3 separate regions of the Homo sapiens genome follow, and all the other regions are linked to region 2. A link is a contact called in ENCODE Hi-C or POLR2A ChIA-PET data. All regions are on one chromosome and are shown on one strand. The core of a region is the stretch at or near the end of the contact, and the rest is flanking DNA. Distances in the headings are between cores, read along the strand shown.

The links. Hi-C counts contacts between places; a loop is a spot of excess contacts on that map. ChIA-PET counts read pairs that join two places held with the same protein, here RNA polymerase II (POLR2A). Pooled maps may share reads with other maps.
Region 1: a loop to region 2 is called in a map of OCI-LY7, with 2.7 times the contacts of the local background. The contact joins the enhancer-like site here to the promoter of CDKN3 in region 2. A Hi-C loop is called at or near these places in 2 of 168 maps with a recorded cell type or tissue (B cell and OCI-LY7), 9 of 37 single-sample maps with no recorded cell type and 5 of 50 pooled maps. POLR2A ChIA-PET finds 5 or more read pairs at or near these places in 2 of 52 experiments (HepG2 and activated CD8-positive, alpha-beta memory T cell).
Region 3: a map of CD8-positive, alpha-beta T cell shows a loop between it and region 2 (27-fold over the local background). The contact joins the promoter of DLGAP5 here to the promoter of CDKN3 in region 2. A Hi-C loop is called at or near these places in 3 of 168 maps with a recorded cell type or tissue (CD4-positive, alpha-beta T cell, CD8-positive, alpha-beta T cell and naive thymus-derived CD4-positive, alpha-beta T cell) and 8 of 50 pooled maps.

What each region holds. Positions count from the first base shown.
Region 1 is chr14:53,618,151-53,621,432 of GRCh38, reverse strand. The region is part of intron 2 of LOC105370504 (a long non-coding RNA gene); the gene reads right to left. Among named protein-coding and RNA genes, the nearest start is that of LINC02331, 230 kb to the left of the region's middle. Within about 2 kb of position 1,277, at least 2 of the 41 ENCODE cell types and tissues checked have a DNase peak (open chromatin) inside an H3K27ac peak, as active enhancers do.
Region 2 is chr14:54,395,587-54,399,266 of GRCh38, reverse strand. It overlaps CDKN3 (cyclin dependent kinase inhibitor 3), which reads right to left and starts at 2,260. Exons shown (of 8, transcript NM_005192.4): 1 at 2,190-2,260. The coding sequence starts at 2,198.
Region 3 is chr14:55,190,104-55,193,841 of GRCh38, reverse strand. DLGAP5 (DLG associated protein 5) reads left to right here and starts at 2,257. Exons shown (of 19, transcript NM_014750.5): 1 at 2,257-2,379. LOC105370508 (a long non-coding RNA gene) reads right to left here and starts at 2,169. Exons shown (of 2, transcript XR_943888.3): 1 at 2,040-2,169. RefSeq lists enhancers at 1,961-2,513, 2,514-3,067.

The DNA of each region.
Region 1 (3,282 bases), core at 28-2,527, 780 kb after region 2:
AAGTCTTCCTGCTAAGCTGGGGTTACGTACCCTGTTGTCATGCTCTCCTGGCACCTTTCTTCCCATCCCAGCACTGCTTTTACTTCCTGCAATAGCCATACCTATCTGCTTCCCTCTGGGGCCCTAGACTCCATGAGAGCAGAGAATGCACCTACCCACTTCACTTCACTATTTAAAGATCTCAGTAAGTTCTTCTAGATCATCCTAGAAATCACTGGAGACACCTCTGGGAAAAGAAGAGTGGTGTGGGAGAGGCAAACTTTGTGTAGGAGAGGCCCCCCTGATGGGGGATGAAAAGGGAAATGCCCCAGCCTCACAGCCAGCTGGGCACCTCACTCAAGTGAATTTCCCTAGAAACCCCAGTGGGTCCTCATGTGGAAAGTGTGGCTGGTGTGATGATAGAAAATGGCAAATGATCTTTCCCTCAAAAAGGCAAAGGAAAGGGAGGTAGCACGTTAAGCATCAATGCCAAGATGTAACCCACAATAATTACAGTTCAAGAAAACCTGAACTTGGAAAATTTTGATTAAAAAAAACCCTACATGTACAATCTTACTTCATATCTGTTTTTCTTTCTAGTTACGTTGGATTTTCAATTTAAAGTACATTTAAATGGACATTTTAAAAGGCAGAAGGAGCAAATTCACACAACTCCCCCAGCAGCTTGCCCATGGGATTCATCATGGGGAGAAAGCCTGGCTGATCCTGGGCTTTCTGAAGAGGTGGGCTGTCCACTTGTCACCCCATATGAAGATGCTCTGCTTTTATGTGAGTTCAGCTCTATCAAACTATGAGCATATGTTTCAAAAAAAAAAAACTATGTCTTTTAAGGCATAGTAAAGACAGCTGAAACATTCTTTCTCTCCCTCCAGAAACCTAGGAATGAATTCCTCACCACTAAGGCAGAGTCCAGGAGAGAAAAGGCAACCAGCCAGAGAGGAAAAGGGAATCCAGAGAGAGCCGATCAAGTCAGGCCAAGTTAATAACAGACCTGCAAAGACCAGCCTCCAAGACTCTAACCTGCAGCCATGGGGAAATCCCAAAGAACCTGTCTCTTTAATTTTTTTTTCCCTGAAAAATATTATCTGGAGCTCTTCCTCTAAGTCTCTCGGCACCCTGATATTTGGGATAATTGCACCCACTGCTCTTAAGCTTGGGTGCTAAAATCCCCTCCTGGAGTTGAGTTTTTAAAGGGAGCAGATTTAAAGCTGTCAGCAGTAGAGGAGAGAAGGCCAAATTGCTCTCATGCTTGAGCCTGTGGCCCAATTTGTTTGTAATTGGATTGGTATGCAGGGAAGATAGAGCTGTCTGGGGGAAATGCTACATGATTCCCTTTAGTAGAGGATACTACTGATGCTGCTCATAGCCCAGCGCCAGATCCCAACTAATGAGGGAGGGCAGTGAGACCCTAAACGCAGAGGAGAAGGGCCAATTCCATGTATTCACCAGGTAAAAGGACAGCAGGGGATGCCCTTCACCAAATTTAACCCAGAAATCAGAGCATACATTGCAAGGTTTGTGTGCAAAGTTAGGGAATGTGGGCCAAGGAGGAAGCTTGGATGACAGAAGGGAGGAGAAGATGAAGCTGGACAGGATTCCAAGAGTCTAATAGCAGCCCTTTACCAGGAGAACTTTTTTTTTAATAAAATGAAATTGCTGCAACTTCCATTGCCTTCTCAGTTGAGTCTACATGGCCCAATTGTCAGCCAATAATATAAATTCCATCTGCAGGCCATCGCCAGCTGCAGAGCCTGAAAAATGTAGGCTTGGGGAGAAAGAGATTTAGTTCTACTCTCGGTTTTGCTACATACCATTTATGAAACTTTGGCAAGATACTTAACCCAATTGAAGCTCAGTCTTCTGGTCTGTAAAATGAAAATAATAACTCCTATGAGAATGCTGACTTAAAGGGATCTTGAAAGTCTGAAGAGCCATATTGGGTAAAATTCATGGTCAATCAGCATTATCCCCCCCCACCTTTATATATGTTCCCCTTTATCTCAGGCACCAGAAGCCTGGGAACTACATATCCCAGATTTGCTTTCCACCAAGGTTCTGAATTTGACTTACATTTGACAATGAAATTCATTTGTGAGATATCTGTAAGGGGAAAGAGAGCAAGAGATGCCTCTTCCTCTGTCAATGGTGGTGGTGGTGACTTGAGTATGAGCTCCCACAGATGTGACCAACATAGTAGCTGGCTGGTCACCTCTAGGCACCAGCTTCAAGGCTGTGGGCCAGTTATTATTTCCTGACCTCAGGTGGCAACCTGTGTGACATAACCTGAAAGCTAAGAGTAATCCACCTTACTTTCTTGGTTCTAGTCTTTTCCACAGCATAGTACTTTCTTGGTTCTAGTCTTTTCTGCAATGTAGTAAGCACTCATATTTGCTTTCTATTCCTATTTGTTTCAGGCAATGGAAGGCAATGGAAGTTGCAGCAATTTCATTTTACTAAAAAAATTTATATAGCAAATTATCACAAACTTAGCACCTTAAAACAACACTTATCACACACTTCCGTAGAGCAGGTGAGCTCAACTTGGTTCTCTACTCTGGGTTCTCACAGGGCTGAAATCAAGGGGTCAGTCAGATTGAGCTCTTATCTGGAGGCGCTGGAAAGAATCTACATCCAAGTTCATTCATGTGGTTGGAAGAATTTACTTCCTCCTGCTTTTAGGACTGACATTCCCCTTTCCTTGCTAACATCAACCAGGGGCCTCTCTCAACTCCTTAAAGCCACCTACGTTCCTTCCCACAAGGCCTCCTGCATCCTCCACGTGGAGTCCTTCTCACAACATCACAGCCAGCAGCAGAATCCTTGTGTCAAATCCATCCCCACACTTTAACTCTGATTTGCTTTTCCTTTACGAGGAGAAAGCTGCCTGCTTTTAAGGGCTCATGTGATTAGATCAGGCCCCTTAGATAATCTCCTTTTCTTAAACTGAGTCATATAATATATCACAGGAGTGTTATATTAGCATACTTACAGCTTATAGAATTACAGTATAAGATTTTTGGGGAACCATTTGATAAATTCTGCCTACCATAGCACCTAATTCCCTCTATTAAATCACATCCTGCATGAAAAACCTACAGTGGTTTCTGTTTTCCTGTACTGAACCATAAGGGATCTGAGACCACTGTCTGCAAACAAACTCTAAAGTAGAGAAAATATCCCTTAAGGTTTCATAATGGTCTTACCCTTGGAACATGGTGGACCTTTACCCAACAAACATCAGTTCAACAAACAATTATTTAGCAACTGTCATGTACCAGGTTG
Region 2 (3,680 bases), core at 1,011-3,510:
TGCCTGTAAATCTCAGCACTCTGGGAGGCGAAGTTGGGCAGGTCACCTGAGGTCAGGAGTTTGAGACCAGCCTGGCTAACATGGCAAAACCTGGCTCTACCAAAAATACAAAAATTAACCAGGCATGGTGGCACATGCCTGTAATCCCAGCTACTCGGGAGGCTGAGGCAGGAGAATCCCTGGAACCCAGGAGGCAGAGGTTGCAGTGAGCCAGGAACACACCACTGCACTCCAGCCTGGCTGACAGGGCATGACTCTGCCAAAAAAAAAAAAAAAAAAGGAAGAAGAAAAAAGAAAGGAAAGAAGTTAAGCCAAGGGCTTGTGTATTGAGGAACTGTGATATCAAAATAGAGATGGAGTAGAGGAGATGAAGTAGTTTTGCCCACCCCTTTTCTCAAAAAACATCCCCACATGGCCTAGTAGTTTGGTGGGGGTGGTGTAGGTGAAATAACCTGCCTCCAACTTTATGAATCACTAGACTAGAGAGATTGAGATAGACTTCGTATGCTGATCTAAGCAGTTGGAACTTAATCCTGCAGCATTTTGACATGGAAGACTTCTACACTCCTTGTTGAAATTTTAAGGAATCAAAAGAAAAAGAAAAACAAAAACAAAACAGAACAAAACCCATACCCTTTTCTCACTCCCTAGTTGAAACCAATTGAAAGATAAAGAAATGGAGTTTTATTATTGTATATCAAATGGAGTATGCAGCTTAAAGCTGTTGCCACGTGGGCTTGCCCCTTGTTCACCCCAGAATTAGACAAATGTATCCACCCAGTCACAGGTGGCCATGGACAGTCTGGGGCTCCTGTGTGCCAGAGAGTGGACCAGAAAGCACCTTCTGCAGGCAGGCAGGTAGATCCCAAGAAAGAAGGAAAGAAAAAGTTGAGATACTGGTGTTCAGTTCCTTCCAAACTCGGGGATCAGATAACTCAATGGGGACAGGTGGAGAAAGAGGCCAGGAGTGAAGGACAGCTGATGTCCCTCCACATGGCAACATAGGGATTAGCAATTGTAAGCACCTAATGCTCTTTCTAGCTCTGAAGCTATATTCTACAACGGTCTTGGTACTAGAAGATCACAGGACGGCTAATTTAGGCTACGGACTTTTTTTTCTTTCTTTCTTTTATCTTGAGATAGGGTTTTGCTCTGTCGCCCAGGCTGGAGGGCAGTGGCGTGATATCCGCTCACTGCAACCTCTGCCTCTTGGGTTCAAGCTATTTGCGTGGCTCAGCCTCCCGAGTAGCTGGGACTACAGGCGTGCACTACCACGCTCAGCTAATGTTTGTATTTTTAGTAGAGACGGGGTTTCACCGTGTTGGCTAGGCTTGTCTCCAACTCCTGGCCTCAAGTGATCCGCCCGCCTTGGCCTCCCAAAGTGTTGGGATTACAGGCGCGAGACACCACCCGGCCCTAGGCTATGGATTTCTGTTGCTTTGGCTCTATCTGAAGTATTATAATCAACTGCACCCAAAGGAAAGGCTTCCAGTAGGTTGTCAAGCCGGGCAGTAGGAAATATGGGTTAGGTGGGGGATCTTCAGCTCCTTGCCTGCATCTGTTTTTTCTTTAAAGCAACTTTGATGATTCATATTTCAAATTTGTGTGGCCCATTCACCAGGTTTATTAATCCTAACAGAGCTGGACGTTTCTGCTTCCCCAGGCCCTGTGATTCTGAACGTCACGGGAAAAGAGCAGCATTGCCAGGTGGCCCTGGGGCATGGTGACAGCGGTGGTGTCGCCCACAAGCCGCGGCGTGGCATTCGTACTCAAGGTTTCCCCAGGCCCTGTGGGCGCAGGTAGCGCCCGGCCACCCTTCGGGGCTGGGGTATCGCGCCCACTCATCGCTGACACTCAAGCTCTTCGGCTCGGTTTCCTCGGTACAACGAGGCTCGGCCCTCTTTGGCTGGGCGGCTGGGAGGCTTATGAGACCCCGCAGGGGACAGGTGACAGCCCACAGCAGGTGCACAGCGAATGTCCGTCTTTCCTTCGTCGGCCACCGACCCTGCTCCTTCGTCTCTCGTGCCCGTGCTGGGCCCGTGCGAGTCACCTCCCCGACCCGCAGAACGGTTACGGCGCCAGTCGCACTGCTACCAGGCTAGGGCTGCCCTCCGGCCCAGGATCGGGTCCCCGGGACCGCTTGCGTCCCTGCCGCCTCGCTCCTCCAAACCCCAGCACGTCCGACTCACCGGCTTCATCGCTGGCCGCCCCACGTCGAGACCAGTGCCGCCTCCCTCTGCAGCGCCGGCGACTCACCGGTGCCCCGGCCGAGCCCGCGCCCCGCAGCTTAGCTCACTGGTTCGTCCTTCTGTGAGGTGGGCGCGGCGTCTTCCAGCAACCAATCAGATCCGCTTCTGGTTTCTTACTCCGCCTTTGGGTGGCCGAAGACTCGGCCTCTAATCGCTGACTGGTTCCTAGAAGACCTTTGAAAGACGCGCGGGAGGCGGGCCCTGTGGGACGTTGATTGGCTGGGAGGGCGCCCTCCTCCCGCCAGTTGGGAGAGTGCAGGGGGCGGAGGCGGGGCGGAAGAGTCAGAAGGCGGCCCTAGCGCTTGGGGGACGCTGGAAAGCTTTGCTTCTTGATGGCAGGATGTCAGCGTGGTCCATACGGTTGGGAGGTGATTTTTTTTTTTTTCTTGAGACGGAGTTCGCTCTTGTTGCCCAGGCTGGAGTGCAATGGCGCGATCTCGGCTCACCGCCACCTCCGCCTCCCGGATTCAAGCGAGTCTCCGCCTCACCCTCCCGAGTAGCTGGGATTACAAGGATGTGCCACCAAGCCTGACTAATTTTTGTATTTTTTGTAGAGACGGGGTTTCTCCATGTTGGTCAGGCTGGTCTCGAACCCGGGTTGGGAGTTTTTGTGTTTGTGACGGAAGTCTTACTATGTTGCCCAGGCTGGCCTCGAACTCCTGTCCTCAAGCAATCCTCCCGCCTTAGCCTCCCTTGTAGCGGCTACGGTAGGGAGTTTTTGTTTCTTTAAGTTGTATTTTTATTTTTTATTTTTTAAGGGCTCAGGGAAGCACTGTATTGGATCGTCACATGAAAAACATCACATAGACTTTGTAATTATATCTAGACATACAAATACTAGGGAAAAAACTAAAAATTTAGAGTATAAACATATTTTATATGCTTGAAGTTTTAGTTTATCGTTCCAGAAACTAGACAAGTTACAGTGTAGATCAATATTCCTGTCCCCCAAATATGAATTAAATTATATTGTGTGAAAGGGAAATTATAAAATGCCAGGTAAGATAGGTCTAAGGGCCAGTGTGTCTACATAATTAGCTGTAATCTTTTAAAAATGTGAGTATTTCTCCGCCTTCTCCAGTCCCCATTTAACTAGCCATGGGAAAGGAAGTCGCCTGGAGCAGATCTGAGAAAAATATGCAGAAATTTCAACCCCTGATTCATGTTGTGAAAGCCAATGGGTATAGAGCTATTAGAAGGAATTCCTTAGTAAAGAAGGTACCACAGTTTGATTTAGAGACTGTATTAGCTAGTCATGGTTGCCCAGAGATAAAGAATGAATAGGATGTGTATATATGGATATAGAAACAGATTTATTTTAAGGAATTGGCTCCTGTGCTTGTGGAAGCTTGGAGAGTCCAAAATCTGATGGGGGGAGGCCAGTGCGCTGGAGACTCAGGAAAGGCTGTACTTCGAGTCCAAAAGCTGTTG
Region 3 (3,738 bases), core at 1,008-3,507, 790 kb before region 2:
AGAGAATTCAAAGCAGCTGTTTTGAGGAATCTCAAAGAAAATCAACATAACACAGAGAAGGAATTCAGAATTCTATCAGATAAATTTAACAAAGAAGCTGAAATAATTTAAAAGAAGCAGAAATTCTAGGGTCAAAAAATATAATTGACATGCTGAAGAATGCATCAGAGTTTCTTAATAGCAGAATAGTTTTCTTTTCTTTTTTTTTTTTTGAGACAGGTTCCTACTTTTTTGTCCAGGCTAGGGTACAGTGGTGCGATCATAGCTCACTGTAACCTCAAACTCCTGGGCTCCAGTGATGTTCCCACTTCAGCCTCCCAAGTAGTGGGACTAGAGATGTGCGCCACCATGCCCAGCTAATATTGTATTATTATTATTATTATTATTTGGTAGAGATGGGGTCTTGCTATGTTGCCAGTGCTGGACTTGAACTCCTGGCCTCAACTGATTCTCCCATCTTGGCCTCCCAAAGTGCTGAAATTACAGGTATGAGCCACCATTCTCAGTCTCTTTTTTTTTTTTTTTTTTTTTGAGATGGAGTCTCACTCTGTCACCCAGGCCAGAGTGGAGTGGTGCGATCTCAGCTCACTGCAACCTCCACCTCCTGGATTCAAGCGATTCTCCTGCCTCAGCCTCCTGAGTAGCTGGGACTACAGGCGCGCACCACCACACCCGGCTAATTTTTGTATTTTTAGCAGAGACGGCATTTCACCATATTGGCCAGGGTGATCTTGATCTCTTGACCTCGTGATCCCCCCGCCTTGACCTCCCAAAGTGCTGGGATTACAAGCGCAAGCCACAGTGCCTGGCCAGAAGGGTGAACATTAGAGACTGACAACCCCACGTGCTGGAAAGCATGTGAAACAAGTGGAACTCTTATATGTGGCTGGTGGGAATTGTAAAATGGTACAACCACTTTGGAAAACTGCTTGGCAATTCCTTACAAAGTTAGACATGGGTGACGGCACCCGCCTATAGTCCCAGCTATTCAAGAGGCCAAGGCTGCAATGAGCTATGATTGTGCCACTGCTCTCTAGCCTGGGGGACGGAGAGACCCTGCTTCTAAAAAAAAAAAAAAATTTTAAGTTAAACATACCCAGAATGACCCAGAAATTCCACTCCTGTATTTCCTCAAGATAAATAAAATATGCCCACAAGGACTTGTACGAGAATGGTTATAGCAACTTTGCTCATCATCACCAAAAATTGAAAGCAATACAAATCCATCAACTGGTGAATGCATAAAGTATTCAATGGAATGCCTCTCAATAACAAACACTACTAACTTCTGGTTCACGCAGACCCAAAAGAGTACCTATCACCTTCATTTTTATAGTGCTAGAAATAAGAGGAGTGGTTGCTGATGTGGTGGGAGATGGACAGGAAAGAAACAGGCCACTCTTCTGAGTGATGGAAATGCTCTACGTCCTGATTGGGTGGTAGTTACACAGCTGTTTACATTTACCAAACTCATCAAATTGTCCACTGGGGGGGAAAAACTATTATTTTCACTGTATACGAAAACTTCGCCTCAACAAAAAATGAACTAAAAAAGAAAAAAAAGGGGAGGGGGGCTGGCGACGTTGAAAAGTAACGCTAAACTATGTAAGGATTTGATAATTGGGGTAAGCCTTTTCTTTAAAACGTCTAGTAAAGAAAACATTCCAAGAAGGTCTGCTAGATTCTGTGACTAAACAAGGACATTAAAAAGCCCTGAATCCAGCTTGGTCAACGTAGTGAGGCCCTGTCTCTACGGAATTTTTTTAAAGTTAGCCAGGCGTAGTGGTGCGCGCCTATAGTCCCAGCTACTCGGGAGGCTGAGGTGGGAGGATGGTTTGAACACAGCAGCTCAAGGCTGCAGTGAGCAGTGGTCGGTGCCCACTATACTCCAGCCTAAGGGACAGAGACCTTGTCTCAAAAAAAAGAAAAAAGAAAAAAAAAAAAAGCCTTGCGAGCTCTGGGGGAGATTTCCCGCAGCCCAGCTTTGCCAGGGACCCAGCCTCACCCCTCGGGCTCCACCGCCCACTCCCGCCCTTCACCTGACGTGAGCGCCCCGACTGCTCCACTCCTTCTCATCCCGCGTCGCGGTCCCGCCTATTTTCCCTCTCTCACCCATCTTTTGAACTGGCCCTTCACCTTTCAATCAATTCAAATATCGCACGGAGCAAACCAATCGCAAGCCTCGTTGAGTGGAAGGGGTGGGATCTTCCCCGGAAGTGTTGGTTAAAGCCCCTCCAATCAGCGGCTCGGTGCGGCAAGTTTGAATTTCGTGGAGGCTCGGGTTGTGAGGGTTCCTGCTTCGGAGTCGGCGGTGGTCGTCCAGACCGAGTGTTCTTTACTTTTTGTTTGGTTGAGGTTTCACGCTAGAAGGTGGCTCAGGTAGGTGGGTGCTGGAGAGCTGGACGGAGAACACTGGCCCGCTTCCGTTGAAGGTCTAGAAGGGTCTGAGGACCGGGGGCTGCGAGCGGGAGCAAGTCAGAGGCAGGCTCCTTTAGGACCGTGTTACCTGCCCTTCCCGAAGCTGATAATGCGAGCCTTTAGAAGAGTCCATATGTTTGCCCTGACCTCTGTAATAGTCAGCGTTTCACCACCGGGGCGTAATTGACCTTTGGGGTGAAACTGTTCTTCACTAGCTCCGACATTAAATTCCCGTAGCTCTTCCCAGGTCCCATGGCAACTAAAAACGCCCGGTTGAGAACCTCTAGTCAAGCAAGATTAACGCATTCTGGACTTTCAAGCTGGAGGAAACGCCACTCAGCCAAACAAAATTTAGGTGTGTGTGGAGCCAGGGCTGCCTTGCTTGGGATCCCAGCTTCACCACCTTTTAGATATGCTAATGTGAGCAGTTAATTGACCTCATCTGTATGAGAGCGATAATAGTTAACTACCTTTCAGGGTTATTCTGATAATTGTACCTTTAATGTTGTCCTCGCTCGCTCTTTCTCTTGCTGTGGATAGTGCTATCCTGTATTTAATACATAAGTCTTAATTTTTCTTCAATCTTTAGCGAATTAATATTGCAGGAGATAAATAGTAGAAGACAGTTCTTTATGAAAAGCACAGTCCATTGTCACTTTCCTTGGGTCTTAGAGGAGAATGTTATTAGCATGCAGGTCAGACAGATTCTCGTTTTTTATATTTTGTTGATTGCTTAGAATCATGTAACAATGTATTGCATTACTTGTGCCAATTTTTCTATTATCTGGAGTTTTCTAGTGGATTTAGTTAATTCTTGTTGAAGAATATACCATAGTGTGTCTATCACAGAGCCTCCCCCTTACCTTTTTTTGTTTTTGTTTTTTAACTGCCAAGACTTCTGAGAATCAGTATCCTTTCTCCAGTTTGGCTTGGTAGTTCTCTATACCAGCTACACAGGTGACCCCCTCAAACTTTCTAATTTTCTTTGTTCTCCCTAGTTGGATCTACTGACGTCGTCTTTATTGTCCTCTTTTGTTTTGCTTGAATACATTCTCAAAGATCTTTCCAAGAAAAAGGCATGTGCCAATTAAACTATATGATTTTGTGCGTGTGTGTGTGTGTGTGTGTGTGTGTATGGCTTTTCTTTTTTAAAATTTATAGAGACGGGGTCGTGTTATGTTGCCCAGGCTGGTCTCAAACTCCTGGGCTCAAGCAGTCCTGCCTCGACCTCCCAAAGTGGTAGGATTACAGGCCTAAGCCACCGTGCCGGCCTAAACTGTATGATTTCTTGTATGGATGAAAATAATGGAGCAAACTGAT